Regions from separate parts of the Homo sapiens genome. Here regions 1 and 3 are each linked to region 2. The links are chromatin loops, found by intact Hi-C in ENCODE. Cell type or tissue: GM12878. All regions are shown on one strand. Links, peaks and the distances in the headings refer to the core of each region. The heading gives the core; the rest is flanking DNA.

Region 1 (2,500 bases), core at 1-2,500, 1.5 Mb before region 2:
TTTTTTCTTTTTAGTTGAGGCAGAGATCTCACTTTGTTGCCCAGGCTGTTCTTGAACTCCTTGTTTCAAGCGGTCTTCCTGCTTCACCCTCCCAGAGTGCTAGCATTACAAGTGCGAGCCACCAGGTCTGGCCTAAAAATTCTTTAAAATGTGGATCTGTTTACTACTCTGGGATTTGAAGAGTGAGAAAATTCTAAGTATGGCTTTCCATGCAGAGTTAATAATCGTCTCCTCCTTTGGACATTTAACAGATCTCCATTTTGAAGTTTTCTTCCATCTTCATTGTATTCTCTCATCATTTTTGTATAACTGTGGATTCAGGAACACCCCTCCTTTTTTTAATTTCCTTGCATTTGTGTTATCTTTTTTTATTATAGGAAATGTAAGCTTAATATAAAACCATGACCATCATCAGTGGTCCATGCAGCTAAAACAGAAATATACATCTACTGATGTATATGCTTTTATGAGGTAGGAGGAGAGAGTGGTTATTAGCAATTTAGAATAAAAAAATACCTTCTGTACAGTACAAGTTTCTTTATAGAAAAGTGTTGTAGCCCTGGAATTCATAAGCGTCATTATTATGCAAAAATTCCAGGCTTTGCTAAGGTAGACAGAGCTACCTTAATGACTTTGGGTTAATCAGTACTTTAGAAATGGGGCTGCTTACCTATATGTAAAAAATTAATAAGATCTCAGGAAAAAAGGAAAGCTTACATGAAATGGAGAACATGATCAGGAATACACCTGGGCTAAAAGAATCTCTAGTTGTAATAGCTAAGTAGTTCATCCGTTTGTTTCTGCGAAGTGATAGCTTCAGTCAAAACCTTCAACTATAAAGGAACATATGAAAAGTAACAAAGATGAAATAAAGCATACATTTTATAAGGTTAGTGGCTTGACACATTTTCAAGTATGTATCATTCTGGCATATGCAAAAGTTATGTTTACGTAAACTTACTCATGCAAGGTAATTTTAGTAAGGAAATTATTAGCCAAGAAAGCTAACTAAAATGTGGTCTTATATTTGTATTTTTGCTTTTTTTTTCTTCAAAAGGAAGTAGAAGAGTTCATCTTTCTACTAAACTGATGGAATAATTATGGACTTTATTAACTGTTTATTACAAATATAAAATAGTTTAAATCTTAAAATGTAACTGTGTTTTAAATGGAAAATAGGTTAAGAATTCTTGCTGCAGATTGCTTAACTTTTATTCAGTAAATAAAACCTTAAAATGTTAGTCATTATTTAGGCTTGGGTTAATTAAGTAATGTTTGGCTGGTAGATTCTTCCAGTGCATTGATAATGTATCACCATTTGAATTGCTGAAAGTTTATTTTAAAGCATTTCATTCTTATTTACTTTTCAGTAAATCAACTCAATTGATTTGTCTTAAAAAAAGGTTCAGTAGGAAGTTGATATGAATTTGTAACTGTGGTATTGTCTCCGGAGTAGGTCATCATTCTGAAACTCACAGTTTCAGATAACAAGTTAGACAGTGGCAACCTTAGCATGTCGGATTGAGTAAGCACATTGATCCAACTAAAAATAAAGATGAACAAAAAAACTTGATCTGTGACATGGAGGATATTTCAGTTCTCATCTCAGTTATGTCACTGAGAAAGCCACTTAAATCTCTTGGGACTTAAGTTTCCTTATCTATAAAAGAGGTTGATTAGACAAAGCATCAAAAGTTTCAAATCGGCAGGCTGAGGACTCTGAGGGCTGAAGGAAATACAGTGTCTGGTTTTGTCTAACATAATTAATTTTTATATATTTAGGCATGATGTTTGTTACAGTCTCCATAGCTTCCTACCACCTCACACCAGGTTCTTCACACATTTATGTAATCTACCTGGCTTTTGTAGGCATTTGAGTCGCAATCCTTGAAGTAGTTGTCACTCCCAGCTTTGAAAAAATTCTAGAGATTTTCTATGCTATAACAGCAACTTTAACAAAACACTTTGCCACCCTTCAAATGTAGTTGTAGACCTGGAAACATCCTTTCTTTTCAGGAAAAGAAAAAGAGCTACTTTCATTCTTCCTTAGTTAGTCTTAGGTGACACAGGATTCTGCAAATTGTTGCTTGGAGTAAAAGCATATTAGAGAAATGTATTTGTTTAACTCAATCATTGTAACTAGAGCATTGGATTTGCTTTACTTTACAGAAACTTACTACATAACTCCCATGAAACAGAATATTTAATGAATTAAGACTTACACTGGCTCCTTCTCATGGAAGTACCATGCTGCTCTGTTGGTATCTGCCATCTCATTTTTTTGATGCCATACTTACTGGACTGTAGTATCTATTAAGGTTAAATTCTGTTGATTGACTAATGCCAGCATGTTTTCAGGAGGAATAGATGCCATTTTAATGTGTTTCTTGTAAATAATCAGTCAAATAAACCCATAAAATGGAGAAGCAGCTGGCACAAGCACAGCCTACTTAATTCTGCAATTAGACATTAGCCATTCATTCGATACAGTAGATATCAT
Region 2 (6,408 bases), core at 1,664-4,163:
AAATGGCTGAACCCTACACTTTACTGAAATTGGACAAGCAAATGTTTATATCACTAAAAAAAAAAAAAAGAAAAGGAAAAATAAAAAAGAAAAAACCTGGACAAAGTATTAAGTAGTGATAGTGAAAATGACATGCTCTTATAAACAGAATTCAAATATTAAAAATAATATTTTTATGCTTTACAACTTCAATTACAATCACTAAACCAAATGGCAGTGTTAATAACAAATACACTGAAAAAATATATGTTAAGTTAGGAAAAACAAAACAACAGGAAATTGGAATGTCCTATAATAACTAAAAATGCTGTTGTTAAAATGCACTTATTGACATAGAAAAACGTTTACGTTATGCTAAATGTTTAAAGTAAATTATAACAGTGTTTATATTGTATAATGTAACATAATACATAAATAACATACTACATATAATAATATTTAAATAGGTAATATCATCTATTATTCTATAAACTACATATTCCAGAAGAATATACGATAAAATTTTGTGGTAAGGATGTATTTATGACTTTGAATCATTTCTGTCTCCTAATTTTCTTCAATAAACATATGTTACTTATGTAAAAACACTTTTCCATTTAATTCTAGAGCCCTTAGGTTCACTCTAGCAGTTAGTTAACAATATGTGACTCAGTCTCCTCTGTCTTTCCAGTGAAATATTTTCCAATGAAATACTAATAGAAACAAAACAGTATAATTTCTCATCAGCAAAGAAATTAAAGAAGCTCCATCAGCTAACAGCAGGAATTACTTGAAGGAATTACTCCTAAGTACAGTATGAATGAAACCAATTGAGAAATTATGAGGATCAGCCAATCATAAGAAGATTTATCCCTCTGCATTCATTACCCCTGCCTCCAAACACACCTACAACAGAGATGCAGAGCCTCAGACCAGAAAAACCTAAATACTATATTATTCACAAATTGCCTGCTAAGATTGTCAGAATCATCTCCTATTCTTGCATCAGGTCTTCTTATTTTGTAAGTATTTGGCAGGCTGTGCTCACAGTGACCTGACAAGGCCAGACACACAAGAGGAACAGCAGGGAAAAGTAGGAAAGAAACAGGAAGAATACCTGGAGAGTAAGAAAAGGGAATATCAACAATGAATTAAAGAGAAATCCAGGCCAGTCAGAGCACTGTCCCTGCTCCTTGGGGGCAGAAGAAAGAGCGGAAGCTGTTTTCCCTTGGGAAGGGAAGGGAGCATAGAATTTTCCTCTCCTGCCCAGTACTCTTCATTGTTCTTAAAGCAAACCCAATGAGGTAGAAATAATTGTGTCTCTTTCACAGGGAGATCAACAAAGCTCAGAAAGATAAATACTTGGCCCCAAATCACATAAAGGAGATCTTAAAATTCTGAAGCTTCATAATCAACCTTAGTACTCCAAATAATAAAGTCAGTGTTTTTAATTACAAATGCCAAAGATGAAATTAATCCAATGGCAGCATCCATAACCAATATAAATTGAAAGAATATGTGCTTTTATTCAGTCTGTTTTCAAACTAGCAATTTCTTTATTTAACTAGTGGTTCTGATGTCTTTTAAACTAGTAAAAGTAACAAAATTATCATGATTATTACTTTTTATAGTCTCAATCATTTTTGAAGGCTTATGATTTATAACAATGTTATGATTTATTAGTAAGACAAACGACAAGTAAATAAATAAAGCCAATAACTTTCTGGATGTGCCTCATCACCATGACCTACCACTGTTTTCAAAATAAGTTGATGGTGGGATTTGATTTGTCTCTAACTTATAGTTTTTTAATGATTTAGGAAGACAAATAATACCTGTAACCACATAAACTTCTCATATCCTGTTTTGCATACAATGTGAACTTCAAAGTATTTTTAACAGAAATTTAATTAGTCCTGGGTAGATTAGAGATAATGGTTGTGGGATCCTTTTTATTTGCATGACTTTTAAATTCCTTCTGAAATTTCTACTATACATGGTAATTCTACTTAAACTCCTTTTGATAGAAAAATCAGTGCTGTCAACCAAGGACAACATCCTTTCAATTCATACCAAATAGAGATTTAAGTACTGCTAAATCCACTGCCAGCTAAGGACAACCATAGATAAGGCAAGGTTGATTTGAATCACTTTCCACTAACTAATGGAGAGCATTTTTATTTTACACAGGATAATCTTTGGCTGATAATCTAATATGCAAACTTAGTGTGCAATTTATGCAATTATGTCATTATTAAAGTGTAGCATCCTATATCTTCTGCAGATTACTAAATATGCCCCCTCATCTAGCAATCAGAGACCTGTAAAAAAGATGAAATTCGTTTCTATAAGATAGGTAGAAAAGTCAGTTAGCCTATGTTTTTCATCAAATAGCCTTTGATTTGATGCTTAATATTAATTGTTTTTAACTGTGTGAATGTTATGTTATTTAGTGTGTCTAAACCACAAATGGCTCCTGGCAAGACCTCATACCATTAACAATGAGATTAGCAGAGGAAAATTCAAAAACACTCATGGGGATTGTTTGTACTGTTTTTTGTTGGGTATGTTTTTGCTCTGTGGGATAGAAGACAGTTTAAAACAGCACTGCATGAAAAAAGAAGCGACTGACCGCAGGTTGCAAGTATGCTTCAGTGAAGCAGAAGTTTCTACAGCTCCGTCTCAGCAAAGGGGAGGTTTCTAACGGTCCCCTGCTGACTTCAAATGTGTTCACAGCCTGCACGCAGCAGCCACAGTGGAAACTTACCGGTGTGATAATAATCACTTAGAGTGAGACTGTGGTGCAGACCCTCTTCCCCCAACCAGAAATCCCCTGAGTAAAAGCTCTATCCCCTGGGGAGACACAGAGATGTAAAGACTTGAAAACAGGTGTACCTTTCCCTGACATTCAGAAAAATTGGGTATGAACAGCTTTTCACTCTTCATATCCTCAGAGTCCCAAAATTAGCCCAAGCACAGTGTTTCCTAATCTTTAGGCATCTAAGAAATGCCTTAAAACATTTGTTGGGACCATTTTTCACATGTAAAAAGGGACAATTTTTGTTAAAAGAAAAATAAGCCTCTGGTGAGAGAGACAGAGAGAGTGTGTGTGTTTGTGTGTGTGTGTGCATATGCATGTGTGTTTTTCTATATAAATACAGTCCTGGAGTGACACACAGTATATGTCTCTGTAACATGAGGTACAGGATAGAAGGGCAACTATTCCTTTTATTTTTCATATTTCTGCATTGCTTGCCTTTGTTACAATTACTGTTTGGTAGGTTTATAATTATTTTTAAAACTTGCTTTCACAGTTATTTTGAACCGTCTCCTCGGATGAAGGTGAACTATGTACACTTTCTAAAAAAGCGAACTTAACTTTTTGCAAAAGGTGTGGTATGCAAAATGTGTGCATAACAAACTGTTGTGCAAGGATCAACATCTTATGATTCATTAAATTCATGAAGGTGATTTTTAATTTGATTCCACTTTTTTTTTTATTATTTACAGATTACAGAGTGCTTTGCCCACTCCTGGCCGTATGTTAGGCAACCCCATCCCCTCTCAAGAACATATCATTTTTGTTACATTATAATAACACTTAAGATATTACAATGAGTTATTATATTTAAGGAGTAATATAATAAAAGCAAACCTAAAAATATCAAAGTTCAAGAAAATACTTCATAAAACACAAATATTTTTGCTACATTGAACTGAGATATCATGTACTGCTGTCAAACCATTTTCTAACAAGAACTCTAAATGCTCGCACTGGTGTATTAAAAATTCACTCAGCAGGTGGGCAAATGTTGTAAGGATCAAGCAGAACAAGAGAACACAAAAGCAGTTCTAGTTTGTACATAGGTGGACATGGTGATGGGCCCTCAGGAATCTAGATACTCTATTAATTATCTCCCACATTCTTATTTTTCTACTCTAGCCAAACTCACATAAGATTGGAAAACAGAATTTCTGGGGAATCAATAGCATGTTCTTTCTCCAGCTGTGCCTGCTAATACTAGAGAAAAGCTAACCTTACCTTTAGAATTAAAAGATCTATGAAAGCAAAAAGACAGCTTAATTAGGGACACATTTTAGAGTCACCTGGGGACCATTTTAAATGCATAGCTCCCAAGGCAGGCTAACTGAACAGAATTTGTGGGGACGAAGCCCTAACATGTATATACATATTAAATATATTTTATATTTAAACCTCCACAGATGATTAGAATGTCTGATTATCACATATTTGTAGAGGAACCTACAATATTTATCCTATATAATACAATTATTATATAGGATAATAATTATCCTATTATCCTAGGATAATAAAAAGTAAAAGAATCTAGTGGTAAAATAATGTAAAAATCTTTGCTCATTTATCTAATTCCAAAGTTGAGAATTAAGATCATTAACCATTAATAAAATGCATTTAATAAGACAAATGAAACAATTAATTTAAGTCCTTACATAATGTTAATCTAACTCATGTCTGCCTTAGCAACGTGAAGTCAACATGGTGATGTAAGGTAGGTATTTTCTAAATTTCTTTCATCAGTGTTCAATAATTTTTAATTTTAAAAAAGTTAAACATCATTTAAACAATATATTAAACATATTAAAAAACTCAAAAATTCACAAAAAAGTAAATTTCCATTAATAAACACGGTTTCCTGTTTATAAGCATAGCTTTTCTGTCACCAAAGCACTTTTTTAACTGAAACATATATGACCTAATAATATAAACCTTTCTTATATACACTGCTTACTTCAAGAGAACTCAGAGATCTATGGATGCTATATCATCACTTCAAAATTTCTATAAGGAGTTAGTTTTATACCTATATATAAGAAATTGAGGTATACACTTATTAATAAACTCACAGGAGCCTATAGCTAGACCAGAAATAGAATCCAGGTTACGTATTTTTAGACTAGTGCCTCTTTAATTTTCACACACAATATGATACCTACCCATATGCTTCAAAAGGACGCAGATTTTAACAAGGAGAATAGCAGGAAAGAGAGAATTTGAATAACCCTAGAAGTGAATAAAAATCTGCATGGTGTTGCCATAAGCATTATTGAAGTCTTCTCTTTAAACCACCCATGGCTTCCTTCAAATCGTTATTTTTTTATTCTAAGTTCAACTCGCCACTTTTCCTTACTCTAAGGACACATATAGCTCTCTCCAGGACATAACAACAATCATGGGAATAGCTGCTTATTCTATATTCCAGGCACCTCCTATATGCCAGACAGTTTCAGGCATCCACTGAGGCTCTTGGGACATACCCCCAGCAGATAAGTAGGGACTGCTGTACACATGTTAGAGAAGAAAACGTTAAGGAATTCATCAAGAGGCAATAGAGTATAGTATCAAAGTATTAACAGATACTCTGAGATTAGACTGCCAGTTTTAAATACTGGCTCTGCAATTTGTCACCTTTTTTTTTTTTTTTTTTTACCTTGGGCAAATTCCTTAAATCTCATTAGGTACTTGACACAAATTTTATTTAATGGTCGTAACAACTCTATAAGTTAGTTATTACTACCGTTAATAGGCGAGGAAATTGAGGCTCCATGTTTTACCAAATGAAAACTTGAGTTATTTGAACACATTCGTGGGGAAAATGAGAAACTGATATTTCAATTTTTTCTATTTGATTTTGTGTTTACTTCAATTTACTTCAGGTGAGCAGCCAGATAAGGAAGGGAAGGATAACTCAGTGGTGACCAATGGTCACCCTTAGGTTCACTCTTAATACAGTAGTTTCCCCTTCTTGGTGGTTTTGCTTTTCATGGTTTCATTTATCCATGGTTCAAAAATATTCAACTGAAAATTCCAGGAAAAAATAATTCATACGTTTTAAATCGTCCGTTCTGAGTAGTGTGATGAAATCTTGCATGGACCCATTCTGTCCCAGCTGGGACGTGAGTCATCTCTTTGTTCAGCATCTCCACATTGTTTATGCTATATGCCCGTCAGTCACTGTTTAACTGCCTCGGTGATCAGAACAACTGCTACGGTACCACAGTGCTTGGGTTTGGTACTATCCACAGTTTCAGGCATCCACTGGAACTCTTGGGACATATCCCCAGCAGATAAGGAGGGACTGCTGTACACACGTTAGAGAAGAAAATGTTAAAGAATTCATCAAGAGGAAATAGAGTATAGTATCAATGTATTAATAGATACTCTGAGGTTAGACTGCCAGTTTTAAATACTGGCTCTGCAATTTATCACCTTTTTTTTTTTTTAACCTTGGGCAAATTCCTTAAATCTCTGTTATTATTTCATCTTCTTTAAAAATGATACCAATTTTTCCTATCTCAAAGAGTTTTGTAAGGATAAAAAGAGACAATAATGCATTTCAATGTTTAGTTTTCCACGTGGCTCATAACCAGTGCTCAACAAATATCAGC
Region 3 (6,408 bases), core at 2,129-4,628, 500 kb after region 2:
ATGCATTTGTTGCTATCAGAGAATGTCTGCCAAAATATTTAAAACATAAATGTTCACTCTCAGGCATCTTTTTCCATAACACTGTTGGGAAATTTTGGCAAATTTTTACTCTTTGATGCCCATCTTTTTATATTCTACCAACCTTCTACTTTACCAGCACTGCAAATACTCAGATATTTGAGAAACCAAAGACTGTTTCTAGAATTACCTTTATCTTTATAACTAAATTTGAGGTATTGTCTGTGTGAACAACACATTTACATTAAATTTATTGGGCAATGTAAAATTAAGGAAGACCCCTACATTTTGTGTTGAATTCCACTTCAAATTTCTTTTGGGAGTATTTCCTGACTGTCCCACTGAATTCATTCCCTTTATTCTGTCAAAATCATTTTGAAGGCTCATGTCAGAGTGGCTATATGTATGGTCCAACAATTAAAATAAATATAGAAGTCAGGAAAAAGGGCTGGTTTTTCAGGGAAAGTTCAATTTAGATATATTGAGACTGAGATTCTTGTGGGACAGCCAGGTAGAATTACCTAGGAAGAATCAGGAAATGTTGAGGTAAGTACCTGTTCATTTAGGAGACATTCAATTAGGACTTTGAATTGAAGACTGCAGAATACAGCACAGCCAAGGAGGAGGGGAATTAAAGAGAATAGAAACAGGCGGAGCATTTTAAAGGGTATCTTGGGCAGCAGGAAGGTGGCACTCAGGCAGCATTGATTTCTTCTCCCAGTTGGTTTCTTCTCTAACTCACTAGCCAAATTTCTGCAAGCACAGCAGCACCAGGAAAATGAAGCTTGACAACTTTCACATTAAACAATTACTGCTTCTGGTAAATCAGTCGAACCACATGTCATGATTCCTGCCCAGGAGGAGCAATAATCTCGGTCAGAGAACAATTCAGAAGCCTGTTAGAGCAACATTGCCACCTCATTTCCAGAACAACCCTGGCTCCAAATGACAAAATCCATGACCAAACCGAAAAAGCCACATTATCTCATCCAAATTACCAGAGCAGGCCCTTCAGATGATTGAGAAGGAAGCGAGGAGGAGATCCTATGCAAGGAGAGCCCATAATGTATAATTTTCTAAATGATGATATATTTTTGTCCCTTTTGGTAGAACTATGTTAAAATTCATAATGACATTATTAAATTTCACACGCACACATACACACAATTTATCAGCCAGTCTCAGGAATAAATCTTACCAAAGGGACCTATCTGTCAGCAAGACAGGACTTCCAAAGGATTCCCCTCATGAACAGTGCCTTTCTATCTTAACAACTAGGGAGAACTTGCAAGTGTCGCAATGTTCCTCAACAAGTTTTTAAAAGACTCCCTCTGTTTGTCATGCTTTATGGTTGATAGAGTCCATAACGATTTCATAATCTAAACTAAAACCTCAGTGCTCACCTCAGAGTTACTGTGTCACCAACCTTACTAAGACTTCTTAAGTTTTCTTTATTTTTTTTTGTTTTTGAAAGTATATCCTCTGTCCCAGGAGTGAGTTAAGGAAATTCTCCTGAATTTCTTGCATGCCTGCCTAATCTATAAAGACTTAGTTTTTCGGCCAGGTGCGGTGGCTCACGCCTGTAATCCCAGCACTTTGGGAGGCCAAGGTGGGCGGATCACCTGAGGTCAGGAGTTCGAGACCAGCCTCGCCAGTGTGGTGAAACCCCGTCTCTACTAAAAATACAAAAATTGGCTGGGCATGGTGGCATGTGCCTGTAATCCCAGCTACTTGGGAGGCTGAGGCAGGAGAATCGCTTGAACCCGGGAGGCGGAGGTTGCAGTGAGCTGAGATCACGCCATTGCACTCCAGCCTGGGGGACAAGAGCAAGACTTTGTCTAAATAAATAAATAAATAAAAATAAAAAGTAAATAAAAACTTAGTTTTTTTGCATCCCTCTGTATTGATTATTTCTTTGCTCACATTCTCTCAGGTACACCGCTTGTTCTACATTATCGTAAGTATGTCCATGTCCTTTACTTGGCATGCATATTTTCTGTAGTTTTCTCAATCAGGTTTAAGTTCTTTAAGAACTAACAGATTGAAGAATCTTCTTTTTAAAATAGTCCTTATGGTTTCTAGCTGTTTGCTAAGTCTGAGTAAAAGTTCACTAAAGGTTAGATTAAACTAAATCAAAATAGGTTTATAAGATATAAGCTTGATTGACTTGCATTCACATGATTATATTTTAAGCTAATAGTTGACCTAAAGTATATTTTTAATAAACAATCTCGTTACTCTAAATACAAATCTGAAATGGTATAGGGATAGTCACTGTAAGATTAGAAAGAATCACACATATAGTTGCTAACACATTAGGCACTCTTGGTGTGTGTGTGTTTGTATGTGTTTGTGTGTGTGCACATGTGTGTGTGTAGTAGTGACAATAACAATAAAATAAGATTGTTGTGACTGTTATTTACTTGCCTTATAGAAATAAAAATAACTACAGAAAAGAAAATATTATGAACCACTGAGTAAAAGACTAAATCAAATTTTTAAAAAAGTGACAGGTAAATTATTTTTTACAAGTAGTGTTTGATTGGTATATAGGCAAAATTTCCAACTAGGTATTTTGTAATTAAGAACCTATCCACACTTTCCTATTCATTTTAAAGTAAGGATTTCTTGACACAGTCAAATTACTATAGTTTATTCTAACTTGATACAAAATAACTAATAACTTGGGTTGAATACAAGTCAAAATTATCTGCTAAGAAGAACATAATATAAAGCAGATACTTTCAAACTTCAGTATCGAACTATAAGATTCGTCTCAAGATGCTTCTACAAAATGAAACTCTGGCAGACTTGTGAAATTTGTGCCTATCTCAACACTTCTAAATTCATATGACTCTAAAACATGAAAAAAAGAGTAGGGAATGTGGTAAAGTCAATATCAAATCAAATATCAATATCAAAGCCTGTCAGTTTCTACACTAGACTCTTATTATTTGGCATCAAAACCTCTAATGAAGGCAAAAGAGAATTAAAATGCGAACTTGCTTTGGGAATTTCATCAGAATAAATATTCTTAGAAATTGTCTCATTCTCTGAAAAAAAAAAAAGTTTTATTGTCCTCAATCACTTCTGATTAAGCCAGGAGCAAGGCAAGTCAGATTGAGGAGCTATTTGTTTTCAACTCACAGGTTACTCAAGTAAGGAGTGAAAGCTTGAAATGACTCAACAAAGCCCTTATTGCAGCTCTTTCATGTGAATATGAGTTTTCACATGCCATGAAATTTGACAGTCTATTTTCAACCTGTTAGTTCCAGATATCTGAGTGCATGGGATAGTCGAATCGAGTAGAGGAGCTAGATCACTTAATAGATGGGTAATACTGTGAGAGAGGCAGAATGATAGTCAGCTTTTACAGATGGGAGGATAAGCTGCTATGGATTTTTAAAAGATTTCTTATAATCTGTGGTATTATAAGAAGTATAATGTGTTATTATAACAAATGCATATATATGTTTCCTTGTGGTGGTCATATTATTACTTGTGTTGGTAAGAAATAGGCCTTTATATTTGAGGTTTTATAGAACCCTGAGCTAACTCTCTGTACACATCAAATAAACAGTCACATATATTGTACGATTTTAAAAGGCTTAGGGAAGTTCCTTTCTAAAATATGTTTTTATAAGCAAAGAGCTTTCTTTTTCACATGATTTCCTGAGATAATGTCCTGGAAATCACCTCTACCTTTTCCTTTTTCATTCTCCATGCTTCTTCCACACAACAACCTTGCCTATCCATCCCAAGTATTACCACTTTCTGTTCTACTCCAGCCCTTGTCATGTCTTTTACAAACTTTTCCTACAGCTTTTTTCTAATTCTTTCCATCCAACCTTCCTTCTTATTGTCTTTTAAGAACCTGATGGTTGATCCATACAAAATACAATATGTAACATGTATTGAAGTCTAAAACTTAATCCTATCATGAATACCACCCAACCCAAGAAAAGAACAGTGATCTAATTCTAGCTCTGCATCATCCACCTATGTGCCCCTATCCTAGCCTATACTCTCCTTCTCCCTAGAGGTAAGAACTCTCTTGAATGTTGTATTTGTTATTCCCTTGATCTTTTAAAAAATAATTTAATTATATGTAGTGTTTTCATGAGTCTTCCTGCTACTAGAGCTAATTATGCCATTTCTCTTCCTCTGTTCTTAACTGTCTATGTGATAAATTGAAATGCTTTGCATACAAGATCATTCATATTATTGCCCCCTTACCTATCTAGTCTCAACTCCTGTCACTCTCCCTGACCACAGAAAATATTCCATATACTTTTATGTCTACATACTTTTTTACATACTATATTTTGTATTTGGAACGTTCACTTAGTCACTCTACAAATTCTATCTAAAATCTGGATCAAATTTTATTTCTGTAAATCTGTTCTTTGTCCTCTCCACCTCTTCCTCTCTTCCAGGTCTTAAACTCAGGCAAAATTAATGAATTGCTCCATTTTGTTCATATAGTGTTTTGTATATATCTTTGCTGTGCCTCTCATCATGTTGTAAATTGGTTGCTTATTTACATATTTGCCTCCTTAGTCAGAATGGGGATTCCACCAAGACAGTGGTCAGTATGTGTGAAAGTGAAAAAAAACTTGCTCAACTGAGGCTTATGAATATTTTATCATATATGTTATTTTATACATTTTATAATTTTAAGCTGGGCATTATGGCATGTACCTATAGTCCCAGCTACTCAGGAGGCTGAGGTAAGAGGATTGCCTAAGATGAGAGGATCTCTTGAGCCAAAGTGTTTGAGGCCAACTTGGGCAACATTAGTAAGACCCTGACCCTAAGGTAAAAAAAGTTTTCTAGCTTAGTTTTTACATTTAGATCTAGGATGCAAGTGCTGGGCATAGTGGCATATGCCTGTAATCCCAGCATTTTGGGAGGCCGAGGCAGGAAGATTTCTCAAAGCCCAGAGTTCAAGACCAGCCTGGGCAACAAAGCAAGACCCCTATCTCTACCAAAAAATAAAAAAAAAATTAAAAAAATTCAGGTGTGGTGCATACACCTGTAGTCTCATCTACTCAGGAGGCTGAGGCAGGAGGATCCCTTGAGCCCAGAAGTTCACGGCTGCAGTGAGCTATGATGGCACCGCTGTACTCCAACTTGGATAACAGACTGAGACCCTGCCTTTAAACAAGTAAAAAAATAAAAAAGTAGGATTTATTTAATTTTTGTTTATAATATGAGGTAAGAGTCAATGGGTTTTTCATTTGTTTGTTTTCTATGCAGATATCCAGTTGTTCTATTTTATTGAAAAGACTTGGCTTTTCCTGTTGAATCTCTTTTGGACTTTTGTTTAAAATAAAATTACCAGGCTCCCATATATATTGCATTATTATTTACAGTAGCCAAGATATGTGTCTTTCAATGGATGAATGAATAAAGAAAATGTGGTATAATCTACACAATGGAATAGCATTCAGTCTTCTAAAAAGCAGGACATATTGTCATCTGTGACAACATGAATGAACCTGGATGACATCACATTAAGTGAAATCAGTCAGGAATAGAAAGACAAATACCTCATGATCTCACTTATGTGCATAATCTGAAAGCACTTGAACTGATAGAAGCACAGAAAAGACAAACGAAAGTTGTGTATATTTATGGTGTACAACTTTTATTTATCAATTTAAGAATATTAGAATTTTTATTTAAAAGAGAAAATAAATAAAAATAAAATGACTATATATGTGTGGCTCGAATTCTGGAATTTCTGTTCTGTTTCCTATATATCTAATTTTTACTACTACCAAACTGATTATGAAGGTTTAGAGTAAATCTTCAAATCGGGTAGCTAATTATTTCAACTTTGTTCTTTTTAAGAAATTGCTTTGGCAACTCTAGGTTATTTGCATTTCCATATAACTTTCAGAATCAGCTTGTCAGTTTTGACAAAAAAAGCCTTTTGGAAATTTTCATCAGGATTGCATTGAATCTCTAGGTCAATTTGGAGCTAGGATACTCCTTTACAATTTAAATGCTTCTGCAAATGTTAACAACAAATTATTGGCATCATAGTGATTATGTGAATGAGAGAGATTTAGCAATAAAAGCAGAAAAGGTCTAGCAAGGATTTCATCTACTGCCATATCTCCATAATTTCGCTTAGAGGTAGCCTTAATTAAACCTTGAATAAGATTTTTCTCTAAAATAAGAAAAACAAAAAACTTATCTATACCTAAGATCCCAGCTTATAATGAAATATGTTTTGCAGTCTTTTTCCCCCTATTCTAAAGAAAAACCGCACAAGATATCTTTTTACACAAAATACCTATGCTTGTTTTAAAAACTACTGTTTCAACATGCAAACAGCCCAGTATTGAGAAATACAGGTTACTGGGTGTCGGGGAAGTACCG

The links. Peaks named below come from ENCODE experiments on the same cell type or tissue, not always from the same donor. Only the 100,000 strongest peaks of a DNase experiment are listed, where the experiment ranks them.
Region 1: it touches region 2 in a loop (9-fold over the local background); 1 of 110 quality-filtered maps calls a loop at or near these places.
Region 3: it touches region 2 in a loop (6-fold over the local background); 1 of 110 quality-filtered maps calls a loop at or near these places.

What each region holds. Positions count from the first base shown.
Region 1 is chr2:214,736,496-214,738,995 of GRCh38, reverse strand. The region is part of intron 9 of BARD1 (BRCA1 associated RING domain 1); the gene reads left to right. Among named protein-coding and RNA genes, the nearest start is that of BARD1, 72 kb to the left of the region's middle. RefSeq lists enhancers at 1,479-1,678, 1,719-1,768. In GM12878, for the core only: no CTCF peak of the experiment used is centred there; a DNase peak (open chromatin) is centred at 1,555; H3K27ac peaks cover 1,948 bases.
Region 2 is chr2:213,229,555-213,235,962 of GRCh38, reverse strand. No RefSeq gene overlaps it. Among named protein-coding and RNA genes, the nearest start is that of SPAG16-DT, 51 kb to the left of the region's middle. In GM12878, for the core only: no CTCF peak of the experiment used is centred there; a DNase peak (open chromatin) is centred at 2,722; H3K4me3 peaks cover 1,072 bases; H3K27ac peaks cover 2,500 bases.
Region 3 is chr2:212,728,008-212,734,415 of GRCh38, reverse strand. No RefSeq gene overlaps it. Among named protein-coding and RNA genes, the nearest start is that of LINC01878, 64 kb to the left of the region's middle. In GM12878, for the core only: no CTCF peak of the experiment used is centred there; a DNase peak (open chromatin) is centred at 3,245; H3K27ac peaks cover 288 bases.